2 separate regions of the Homo sapiens genome follow, and region 1 is linked to region 2. Evidence: read pairs that join two places in POLR2A ChIA-PET (ENCODE). Cell type or tissue: MCF 10A. All regions are shown on one strand. Links, peaks and the distances in the headings refer to the core of each region. The heading gives the core; the rest is flanking DNA.

What was found. Peaks named below come from ENCODE experiments on the same cell type or tissue, not always from the same donor. Only the 100,000 strongest peaks of a DNase experiment are listed, where the experiment ranks them.
Region 1: POLR2A ChIA-PET joins it to region 2 with 5 read pairs; 8 of 35 experiments call an interaction of 5 or more read pairs at or near these places.

Annotation. Positions count from the first base shown.
Region 1 is chr4:128,072,992-128,078,375 of GRCh38, forward strand. LARP1B (La ribonucleoprotein 1B) reads left to right here. Exons shown (of 20, transcript NM_018078.4): 2 at 1,469-1,527; 3 at 1,943-2,002; 4 at 4,797-4,971. The coding sequence starts at 1,961. Among named protein-coding and RNA genes, the nearest start is that of LARP1B, 14 kb to the left of the region's middle. In MCF 10A, for the core only: no CTCF peak of the experiment used is centred there; no DNase peak of the experiment used is centred there.
Region 2 is chr4:128,004,586-128,009,969 of GRCh38, forward strand. ABHD18 (abhydrolase domain containing 18) reads left to right here. Exons shown (of 13, transcript NM_001358451.3): 5 at 4,335-4,413; 6 at 4,522-4,606. Among named protein-coding and RNA genes, the nearest start is that of ABHD18, 42 kb to the left of the region's middle. In MCF 10A, for the core only: no CTCF peak of the experiment used is centred there; a DNase peak (open chromatin) is centred at 2,236.

The DNA.
Region 1 (5,384 bases), core at 104-5,103, 68 kb after region 2:
ACAAAGTTGCACTGAACATCCTATATGGACATCTTTGTACCTTTTCTTGATTCCTAGATAATTTCCTGAAAATGGAATTCTTTTATTAAAAGTTATATACATTTTAGATGACAGATTACCCTTGAAAGATATACTACCTTGGCTGGGCGCCGTGGCTCATGCCTGTAATCCTGGCACTTTGGGAGGCCGAGGTGGGCGGATTACTTGAGGTCAGGAGTTTGAGACCAGCCTGGCTAAAATGGTGAAACCCTGTCTCTCCTAAAAATACAAAAAAATTAGCCAGGCATGGTGGCAGGCGCCTGTAATCCCAGCTGCTTGGGAGGCTGAGGCAGGAGAATGGCTTGAACCCCGGAGGGGGAGGTTGCAGTGAGCCAAGATTGCGCCACTGCACTCCAGCCTGGGCGACAGAGTGAGAAGATTCCGTCTCAAAAAAAAAAAAAAAAAAAAAAAAAAAAAGAAAGAAAGAAAGAAATACTACCTCATACTCTTACCAACAGCAAACAGCATGAGAGAAATAAAGAGACTCTGTCTCAAAAAAAAAAAAGTTGTATTTGTAATTTTCTCCTGTTATATTGTTGTCGTTTTTTTTTTTTTTTTTTTTTTTTTTTTTTTTTTTTTGGACAGAGTCTAGCTCTGTCGCCCCAGCTGGAGTGCAGTGGTGCAATCTAGGCTCACTGCAACCTCCACCTCCCAGGTTCAAGCGATTCTCCTGCCTCAGCCTTCTGAGTAGCTGGGACTATGGGCATGTGCTACCACACTGGGCTAATTTTTCTATTTTTAGTAGAGATGGGGTTTCACCATGTTGGCCAGGCTGGTCTCAAACTCCTGACTCCAGTGATCCGCCCATCTTGGCCTCCCGAAGTGCTGGGATTACAGGTGTGAGCCACCAGGCCCAGCCTATATTCTGTTAATGAGAGGATTGTTCTGTCAGTTCAGTGTAATACGCTGTGTTTTTTTTTGTTTTTTGTGGTGGAGTTTTGCTCTTGTTGCCCAGGCTGGAGTGGAATGGCAAGATCTCAGCTTACCGCATCCTCTGCCTCCCAGGTTCAAGCGATTCTCCTGCCTCAGCCTCCTGAGTATCTGGGATTACAGGCATGTGCCACTGTGCCCGGCTGATTTTGTATTTTTAGTAGAGACGGGGTTTCTCCATGTTGGTCAGGCCGGTCTCGAACTCCTGACCTCAGGTGATCCACCCACCTCGGCCTCCCAAAGTGCTGGGATTACAGGCGTGAGCCACCCCGCCCGGCAACACTGTTAATATTTCTTACTTCTTGATTTGGAGACTGAAGATCACCTTGAATCTATGTGTCAAATGGGGTTGATTTTTTGCTAGGAATTTAAGTCTCAGAACCTTGGATTTTGGTTGGAAATGATGATTATACTGATTTACTGAAATTGACATAATAGTTATTTTGTTGAATTTATTGAATGAAGTAGTTGTAAAAACAATTCTATATATTTTCTTTAGAATTCGGTTCCCTCAAAATTATAAAGGCAGGAAAGCTCAAGACAAAGAAATCCAACAAGGTATGTCTTCATAGGAAATAGTTCTTAACTGTATTGATTTTTGAAAATTGAGGCTAAGAACTCTTAGGTTATTATAAGTGTATTTTTCTTCTAATTGTATTATTGGTATTAGATTAAAGTTAATATTATGGAAAATCATAACCTTTATCCAAATCTCTATATATGCCTTTGTTATCATGTATAACTCAATTTAATGTTATTAAATAGTGGTGAAAGTTTTATCATAAGATTAAGCCATTCTTATTTCAAAATGTTCTATTGTTTGCAGAAACTTTTTGATTAATTTGGCAGATGCCTGCATATAACTGAATATAAATGATTATTTAAAACTCCTTTCACTTTTAGAAAATGTTTTTTTCCTGCTTAAAATTTCTAAAAGTAATTTCAGACCTAACACTTATTTGTTACTTCTTAGGCTAGTGATTTCAGTGATATGGAGAATTGGCCAACACCAAGTGAATTAGTGAACACTGGAGTGAGTATTGTTTTAAAGTTTTTTTTTTTAAAGAAAGGAAAATGTATTCATTTCGACATGCAGAATTTTATTTTACTTAAAATGTAAAGAATTGTCATACTGGGGGACAGATTTTTTTTATTTTTTTGAGACAGGGTCTTGCTCTGTCTCCAGGCTGGAGTGCAGTGGTGTGATCACAGCTCATTGTAGCCTCAAACTGCTAGGCTCAGGTGATCTTCCTACCTCGACCTCCAGAGTAGCTGGGACTACAGGCACGCACCACTGTGCACAGCTAATTTTTGTATTTTTCATAGAGACAGGATTTTGCTGGTCTCCAACTCCTGAGCTCAAGTGATCCTCCTGCCTCAGCCTCCCAAAATGTTGAGATTACAGTATGAGCTACCATTCTGGCTGAGGAACAGATTTAAAAACTTGATTCATCAAGAAGATTACATTTTGTTACTTTAATTTGCAGTTATTCTTCGATGCTGCCAGTAACATTGGTAATGAACTTGTTGTCTTAAGCTTTACTCATGGGAAGCTTAACCTAACCTATTATTTCTTTCTTTCTTTTCTTTTTTTTTTTTTCCTTTGAGATAGGGTCTCACTCCATTACCCAGGCTGGAGTGCAGTGATGTGATCACAGCTCACTGCAGCCTTGGCCTTCCAGGCTCAGGTGATCCTCCACCTTTGCCTCCCAAGTGACTGGGACTACAGGTGTGTGCCACCACACTGGGAGATTTTTAAACTTTTTGTAGAGATGGGGGTTTGGTCATGTTGCCCAGGCTGGTATCAAACTCCTGAGCTCAAGCAATTGGCTCGCCTCAGCCTCCCAAAGTGCTGGGATTATAGGCGTTAGCCACCATACCTCGCCTATTATTTCTTTAATAATGAAGACATATTATAAATTGTAATCAAATTTTTATATTTGTATAAAATCACATACATTGATAAAGAGGTGCTGAAAACGTGGCAGCTATCCTTTTGATAGTTTACCCGCTTTTCAGATAACCTAATTTAATTCATCACATTTCCCTCATCTGGTTATATTCTTTTTTTGAGACAGAGTCTTGGTCTGTCGCCCAGGCTGGAGTACAGTGGTGGGATTTCAGCTCACTGCAACCTCCGCCTCCCGGGTTTAAGTGATTCTCCTGCCTCAGCCTCCTGAGTAGCTGGTATTACAGGCACGCACCACCACATCTGGCTAATTTTTGTATTTTTAGTAGAGACAGGGTTTCGCCATGTTGGTCTCGAACTCCTGACCTCAGGTGATCCACCCACCTTGGCCTCCCAAAGTGCTGGGATTACAGGCGTGAGCCACTGCGCCCAGCCTCATCTCGTTGTATTCTTAAGAGGTAATCTTATATTTGAGATTTGCATTTTCTAGAATTTTATATATGTGGAAGCATTGAGTAGGTACTCTTTTTTTTCCTGGCTTGTACTCAGCATTATTTTGAGATTTACTTGTGTGTCAGCAGTTCATTCTTTTTTCTTACTGAGTAGTATGGATGTAACACAGTTTGTCCATTCACCTATTGTTAATGGACATTTGGATTAATTTTACGTTTTGGTTGATACAAATAAAACTGCTATATGAACGTTTGTGTAGAAAATTTTTCATTTTTTCTTGGATATGTAACTAGGTTGGATCACTTAGTAGCTACCTGTTTTAGCTTTTTAAGAAACTGCTGAGTTTGCACTTCTATCAGCAGTGTACATGAATTCCAGTTACTCCACATCTTCACTCACTCTCTTTTTTGTGTGTGTGTGTGAGACCGGGTCTCACTTTGTCACCCAGGCTGGAGTACAGTGGCATGATCTCAGCTCATTGCAGTCTTGACCTCCTGGGCTCAAGTGACCCCCCCACCTCAGCCCCATAAGTAGCTGCGACTATAGGCATGCACCACCACGCCTGGCTAATTTTTTTGTATTTTTTGTAGAGATGGGGTTTCGTCATGTGCCCAGGCTGGTCTCAAACTCCTGAGCTCAAGTGATCTACCTGCCTTGGCTTCCCAAAGTGCTAGGATTACAGGTGTGAGCCACCGAACCCATCTTTACTCACCGATAATATGGTCAAGTTTCAAAAAATATTTTAGCCATTCTAATAAATGAGGAGTGGTATCCCATTGCAGTTTTAATTTGCATTTTTCTGATGAATGAATGCAATAATCTTTTCATAGATTTGCCATCAGTGTATCTTTTTGATGAAGTATGTGATCAATCTGCCCATTTAAAAAAATGGAAGGCTGGGTGCAATGGGTCATGCGTGTATCGCAGCACTTTGGGAGGCTGAGGACGGTGAATCATTTGGGGTTAGGAGTTCGAGACCAGCCTGACCAACATGGCGAAACCCCCTCTCTACTTAAAAAAAAAAAAGAGTTAGCCAGGTGTGGTGACATGTGCCTGTAATACCAGCTACTAGGGAGGCTGAGGCAGGATAATTGCTTGAACCCAGGAGGTGGAGGCTGCAGTGAGCCGAGATCGTGCCACTGCACTCCAGCCTGGGCAACAAAGTGAGACTCTGTCCTCCCGCCCCCGCCCCTGCAAAAAAAAAAAGTGGTATTGATTTGTTGTTACTGAGTTTTGAAAGTTCATATGTATTTGAGGTAAAAGTTCTTTATCAAATACTTAGCAAATACTTTCTCCTAGTCTGCAGCTTTACTTTTAACTGTCTTTTGAAAAGTAATTTTTTGCCTTTGATAACAGTTTTTGTCATTTGTTTTGCAATTTTAGGTTAGGTATATTGCCACAAATTTTTGGGTATGTTAGTGAAAATATTAATGGAAATCATTTCATTCTGAAAACCTTTTTGCAGTTTCAGAGCGTCCTCAGCCAAGGAAATAAAAAGCCACAAAATAGAAAAGAAAAAGAAGAGAAGGTTGAAAAGAGAAGTAACAGTGACAGCAAAGAAAACCGGGAAACAAAATTAAATGGTCCTGGTGAAAACGTCAGTGAGGATGAGGCTCAGTCAAGTAATCAACGTAAGAGAGGTCAGTTTGTCCATATCTTTATTTTGATTTTAGTTTTTGAAGAAAGTTGTAATGAGGAATTACATTTCATTAACTGATCTCTGGTAGTCAAAAATGTATAGTTTGTATTTCTTCAGGATAAACAATCTGCAGAGGTAACTCATTTGCTTTTGTAACATTTCTGAACTATTAGACTTTCCTTTTTGTATGTAACTTGTATTCTATGCAAGAAAATGGAATGGAGTTCCACTTAGAGGTACAGTTGTAGATACATTCTTGGAAAGTTGTGTGATAATTATTGTTCTTTTAGATCTGCATTGGAACTGCTCCCTATATTTAGGGAGTACTGTGAAAATTAAATACATTTTTTTCCTAAGAGAAAAGTGAGAATAGGCTGGGCGCAGTGGCTCACACCTGTAATCCTAGCACTCTGG
Region 2 (5,384 bases), core at 213-5,212:
CAGTAAATTTATGTTTAGCTCCTTGTTAAAAATTATACGTGAGAGCCGGGCGCAGTGGTTCACGCCTGTAATCCCAGCACTTTGGGAGACCAAGGCGGGTGGATCACCTGAGGTCAGGAGTTCGAGACCAGCCTGGGCAACATGGCGAAACCTCGTCTCTACTAAAAATACAAAAATTAGCTGGTTGTGGTGGTGTGTGCCTGTAATCCCAGCTACTCGAGAGGCTGAGGCAGGAGAATCACTTGAGCCCGGAGGTGGAGGTTGCAGTGAGCTGAGATTGCGCCATTGCACTCCAGCCTGGGCGACAGAATGAGACTCCGTCTCAAAAAACAAAACAAAACAAAACAAAAATTATACATGAGGCCAGGCGCAGTGGCTCACACCTGTAATCCCAGCACTTTGGGAGGCCAAGGCGGGTGGATCACTTGAGGTCAGGGGTTCAAGACCAGCCTGGCCAACATGGCGAAACCTGTCGCTACTAAAAATACAAAAAATTAGTTGGGCATGGTGGCACACGCCTGTAATCCCAGCTACTTGGGAGGATGAGGCAGGAGAATCACTTGAACCTGGGAGGTGGAGGTTGCAGTGAGCTGTGATCATACCACTGCACTCCGGCTTTTGCAACCAGTGAGACTCTGTCTCAAAAAAAAATTGTACATATCCAAAACATGTTGAAACTTTGGTATAAAGTCTGTTTGTTGTTTCCTGCCCTATTTGTGCTATCATCAGCTGATTTCCTATTACTTAGATTCATAGGTAGCTGGAATTGAGAAAGGCCTATAGAGGTCATCTAGTTTATTATTCCTTTAAATGCTGTTGCTATTGCCATCATGCCAGTAAAGGAATGAAAAGCAAATCAACTTGTATGCATTTTTCTTTCTTTTTCTTTTTTTAAGAGACAGGGTCTCACTCTGTCACCTAGGGTGGAATACAGTGGCCTGATCACAGCTCACTGCAGCCTTAAATTTCTGGGCTCCAGTGATCCTCTTGCATTGGCCTCCTGAGTAGCTGGGACTACAGGAATGTTCCAGCACATCCAGCTAATATTTTTTATTTTCAGTTTTGCAGAGATAAGGTCTTGAACTCTTAGCCTCAAGAGATCCTCCCACCTTGGCCTCCCAAAGCACTAGGATTATAGACATGAGCCACTGAGGCGGACCTCCTGTGTGCATTTTCTACCTCATGAGATTTTAGAAGCGGGAAATGGGAAGCCATGAAGATCCAAGAGGATACTTCCCTTATCTCATCTTCTTCCCTGTTGCACAGTCTCTTGTCTCTGCTTTATGCCCTATGTCTATGTCATGGGCAGTCTGGCCTCCTCATTTCTCATACAGCTAACAAAACATAGCTACCACAGCCCCACAGAGCTTTCATATCCAAAAGCTCAACAGAATCTAACTATAGTCTGTCCCAATTCCATATTACCAAAAGAGCAAATCTCATTGCCCTAATTTGGCTTATGCTTGACCCAGTCAGCTGTGGCAGAGGAGTCACATGGCCTGTACCCATTCATCATGGGACACTGGGGAAGACTGTTAGAAGATAGTCGAATTTGAGCAGAGACACTGATTACTGAAATTAATTAGGTGGGTAGTTAGTTAATACTCCAATAAAAAATTCCTATTAAAGCTATTATCCAATAATGAAGTCACTACATGCATTGCTATGGAACAAAAGGAAAGTACAAATAATAGCAGAGATGTCCAGCTTTCTACTGAAAAAATTCTTAAGTGTTTTCATCTCCCCAAAATCTTTAAAATATCAGGAAACTCGACAATGCTGAGAACGCAAAATGAAGCAAAGGTGTTAGTTAACAGTGCCAGTTCTCGTTATGAGATTGAAAATTAAGAGTTCCCATGAGCACAACACAGAAATAATTCTTAAACCATTCTAAATTTATCTGTCTTTGTTCTATTCAGCAATTTATTGACAGTGGATAAGGGGTAATATTACCCCTTCTGTCCACGCAAAGTTTTCAGCTCAGAATTGAGGTTTTATGTTGCCTAAGAATCCAGTCACCTCAGGTCAAACCTTCAGCTGACAGAGTACAGTCTTTTACTATGATAGTAGTTCTAAAATACGAACTGCTAAGGAAATTAAAATGAGAAATCAGTTTGGGAAGATGAAAATGTTTTTAAGATAGATGATAGTGATGGTTGCACAACAGTGTTACTGTACTTAATGCCACTGAATCATACACTTAAAAATGGTTAAAACGGACACGTGTGGTGACTCATGTCCATAATCACAGTTATTTGGGAGGCCATGGCGGGAGGATCACTTCAACCCAGGAGTTCAAGACCATTCGGGGCAACATAAGGAGACTGTCTCCAGAAAATTAAAAGAAATTAGTTGTTCAAGACCAGCCTGACTAACATGGAGAAGCTGCATCTCTACTTAAAATACAAAATTAGCCGGGCATGGTGGCACATGCCTGTAATCCCAGCTACTTGGGAGGCTGAGGCAGGAGAATCACCTGAACCTGGGAGGTGGAAGTTGCAGTGAGCCAAGATCATGCCATTGCACTCCAGCCTGGGCAACAAGAGCAAAACTCCATCTCTCAAAGAAAAAAGAAATAAAGAAATTAGCCAGGCGTGATAGCACATGCCTGTAGTCCCAGCTGCTTGGGAGGCTGAGGTGGGAGGACTGCTTGAGCCCAGCAGGTCAGGGCTGCAGTGAGCTGTAATTGTGTCACCGCACAATTGTGTCACCCAATTATGGGCTAAAGTGAGACCTTGTCTCTAAAAAAAAAAAAAAAAAAAAGGTTAAAATGTATATTCCACCAGAGTAAAACAAAGAGAAGTCATATAGGTTAAAAGAAAAAACATAAAACATTAAATAAGGACCAAAATACTACAATAAGAAAAAAACAAAGGCCAGGTGCAATGACTCATGCCTGTAATCCCAGCACTTTGGGAGGCTAAGGCGGGAGGATCACTTGAGTCTAGGAGTTTGAGACCAGCCTGGGCAACATAGCGAGACCCCATGTCTAAAAAAAATGAAAAATTAGCTGGGCTTGGTAGCAGATATCTGTAATCCCAGCTACTTGGGAGGCTGAAGTGGGAGGATCACTTGAGCCCAGGAAGTTAAGGCTGCAGTGAGCTGTGATCATGCCACGGCACTCCATCCTGGGCAACAGTAAGACCCTGTCTCCAAAAAAAAAAAAAAAATAGACAAATAGAGAAAACTATCTGTGCGTTTGTGTTTTTTGTTTTCTGGCATGGATTGACTTTACTTGTAAGTATCAACATCTTAATGAATCAGATTCTATCATATACTAAAAGTTTTAAAAAAAGACAACATAAACTCTTATTGATATATCAACAGCTTGTACAGCCAAGCATTTCTTTTGCAAAGAGAAAAAGTCGGAGCTATATCTAAAGAGTTATTTCTTTTGGCTAGGCATGGTGGCTCACACCTGTAATCCCAGCACTTTGGGAGGCTGAGGCGGGTGGATCACAAGGTCAGGAGTTCAAGACCAGTCTGGTCAACGTGGTGAAACGCCATCTCTACTAAAAATACAAAAATTAACCAGGCGCAGTGGTGTGGGCCTGTACTCCTAGCTACTCAGGAGGCTGAGGCAGGAGAAGCACTTGAACCTGGGAGGCGGTGGTTGCAGTGAGCTGAAATCATGCCACCGCCCTCTAGCCTGGGCAACAGAGTGAGACTCCGTTCCTTTTTTTTTTTTTTTTTTTTTTTTTTTTGAGACGGAGTCTCGCTCTGTCACCCAGGCTGGAGTGCAGTGGCACAATCTCGGCTCACTGCAACCTCTGCCTCCCGGGTTTAAGCGCTTCTCCTGCCTCAGCCTCCTGAGTAGCTGGAATTACGGGCATGTGCCACCATGCCCGGCTAATTTTATTTATATTTTTAGTAGCGACGGGGTTTCTCCATGTTGATTAGGCTGGTCTCGAACTCTCAACCTCAGGTGATCCACCCATATTGGCCTCCCAAAGTGCTGGGATTGCAGGCGTGAGCCACCGCGCCTGGCCAATAGTTACTTCTTTTAAGACTTACTCATATATAGTGGTGTCTCTACAAGATAAGAAAATTTCTTTATGTATTTATTAAGTTATGATATTGAACAAGGTAAAGAATAGGGACAATAAATTCTGTTTGTGTTGTATTGAATATTTTAATATCCTAACAGAAAGCAGATTTACAATATCTTTGTAGCGTTTGGACAACTTAATTTAGTTAATTACAATTTGAATGTTAAAATTTCGACTGATCTTTTCTGTCAGATAATTTAAATGTAAAAGTTTTAAGAACTGAAAGTTTTTATTGAAAGTCCTTTAAAGAGAATTTTATTGATAAGTCTATGCTTTTAAAAATAGGTTCCAATTTATTGTGCCTAAAGAATGGAACAGCAAATATAGACCTGTATGCATTCATCTTGCTGGAACAGGAGATCATGTAAGACTTTATTATAATGCCTTAATCTCTAGATAATTTGTTAACATATTCTCCTTAACAGAAGTGGCTACTATATTCTTTTGAGTATGTGTTCTTTTCTTTCCTTAGCATTACTGGAGGCGACGAACACTAATGGCCCGTCCTATGATTAAAGAAGCCCGAATGGCTTCTTTATTGTTAGAAAACCCTTATTATATCCTTTTGTGATATCTAAGAAATCTTTTGCCTTGTTTATTTATTGATATATTTAGTCATCAAAAGGAATGATAGTAACCAAGTTTTCTAAACCAGTTAAATTTAGTCATCAGTTCAGAAAATACTTAAGGAGCAAGAATCAAAAGGAGTGAAAGACTATTTCATGCTTTTTAAAAATTAACATAAGGATTGTACTTCTATTGTGCAGTAAAGAAATTGTACTTCCATTTCTTGGGAGACTTATGCTAGATTTTAATATTAGTAAGTCAAATGTTTGCTATTAAGGAAACAATCATGTTTTAAATGCATTTACAGTATCAGTTGAGGTTTAGACAGTTCTTAACTTAATTTTCAAGATGACGTCAGACTATTCACAGAAGAAGAAATGAAACTGGTGCACAGATATAAAGAAATGTTCAACGTTGCTGGTAATAAATGTAGAGTTAAAACAACAATGATCAAATATTTTAAAAAAAACAGTACTGGTGAGGCTGCTTTGAAATGGGCACTCTTGTTACTAATGACTGAAAATTAGTTCAACCGTTTGAGAAAACATATTTTACCATATGTATCAGGAGCTTTGAAACATCATATCCCTTGACAAAATGATTTTGATTCTGGGAAATTTATTCTAAGGATAAAAACTAAGAAAAAATTAAATAACAAAAACATGTTTGTATAGCTTTAGTAAACATGTCAGTAAAGCATTAGAAATAGCTAAATGTCTAAAATAGAAATAGTTATGTAAACTGTGATTCATAATATTGGAATTTTAT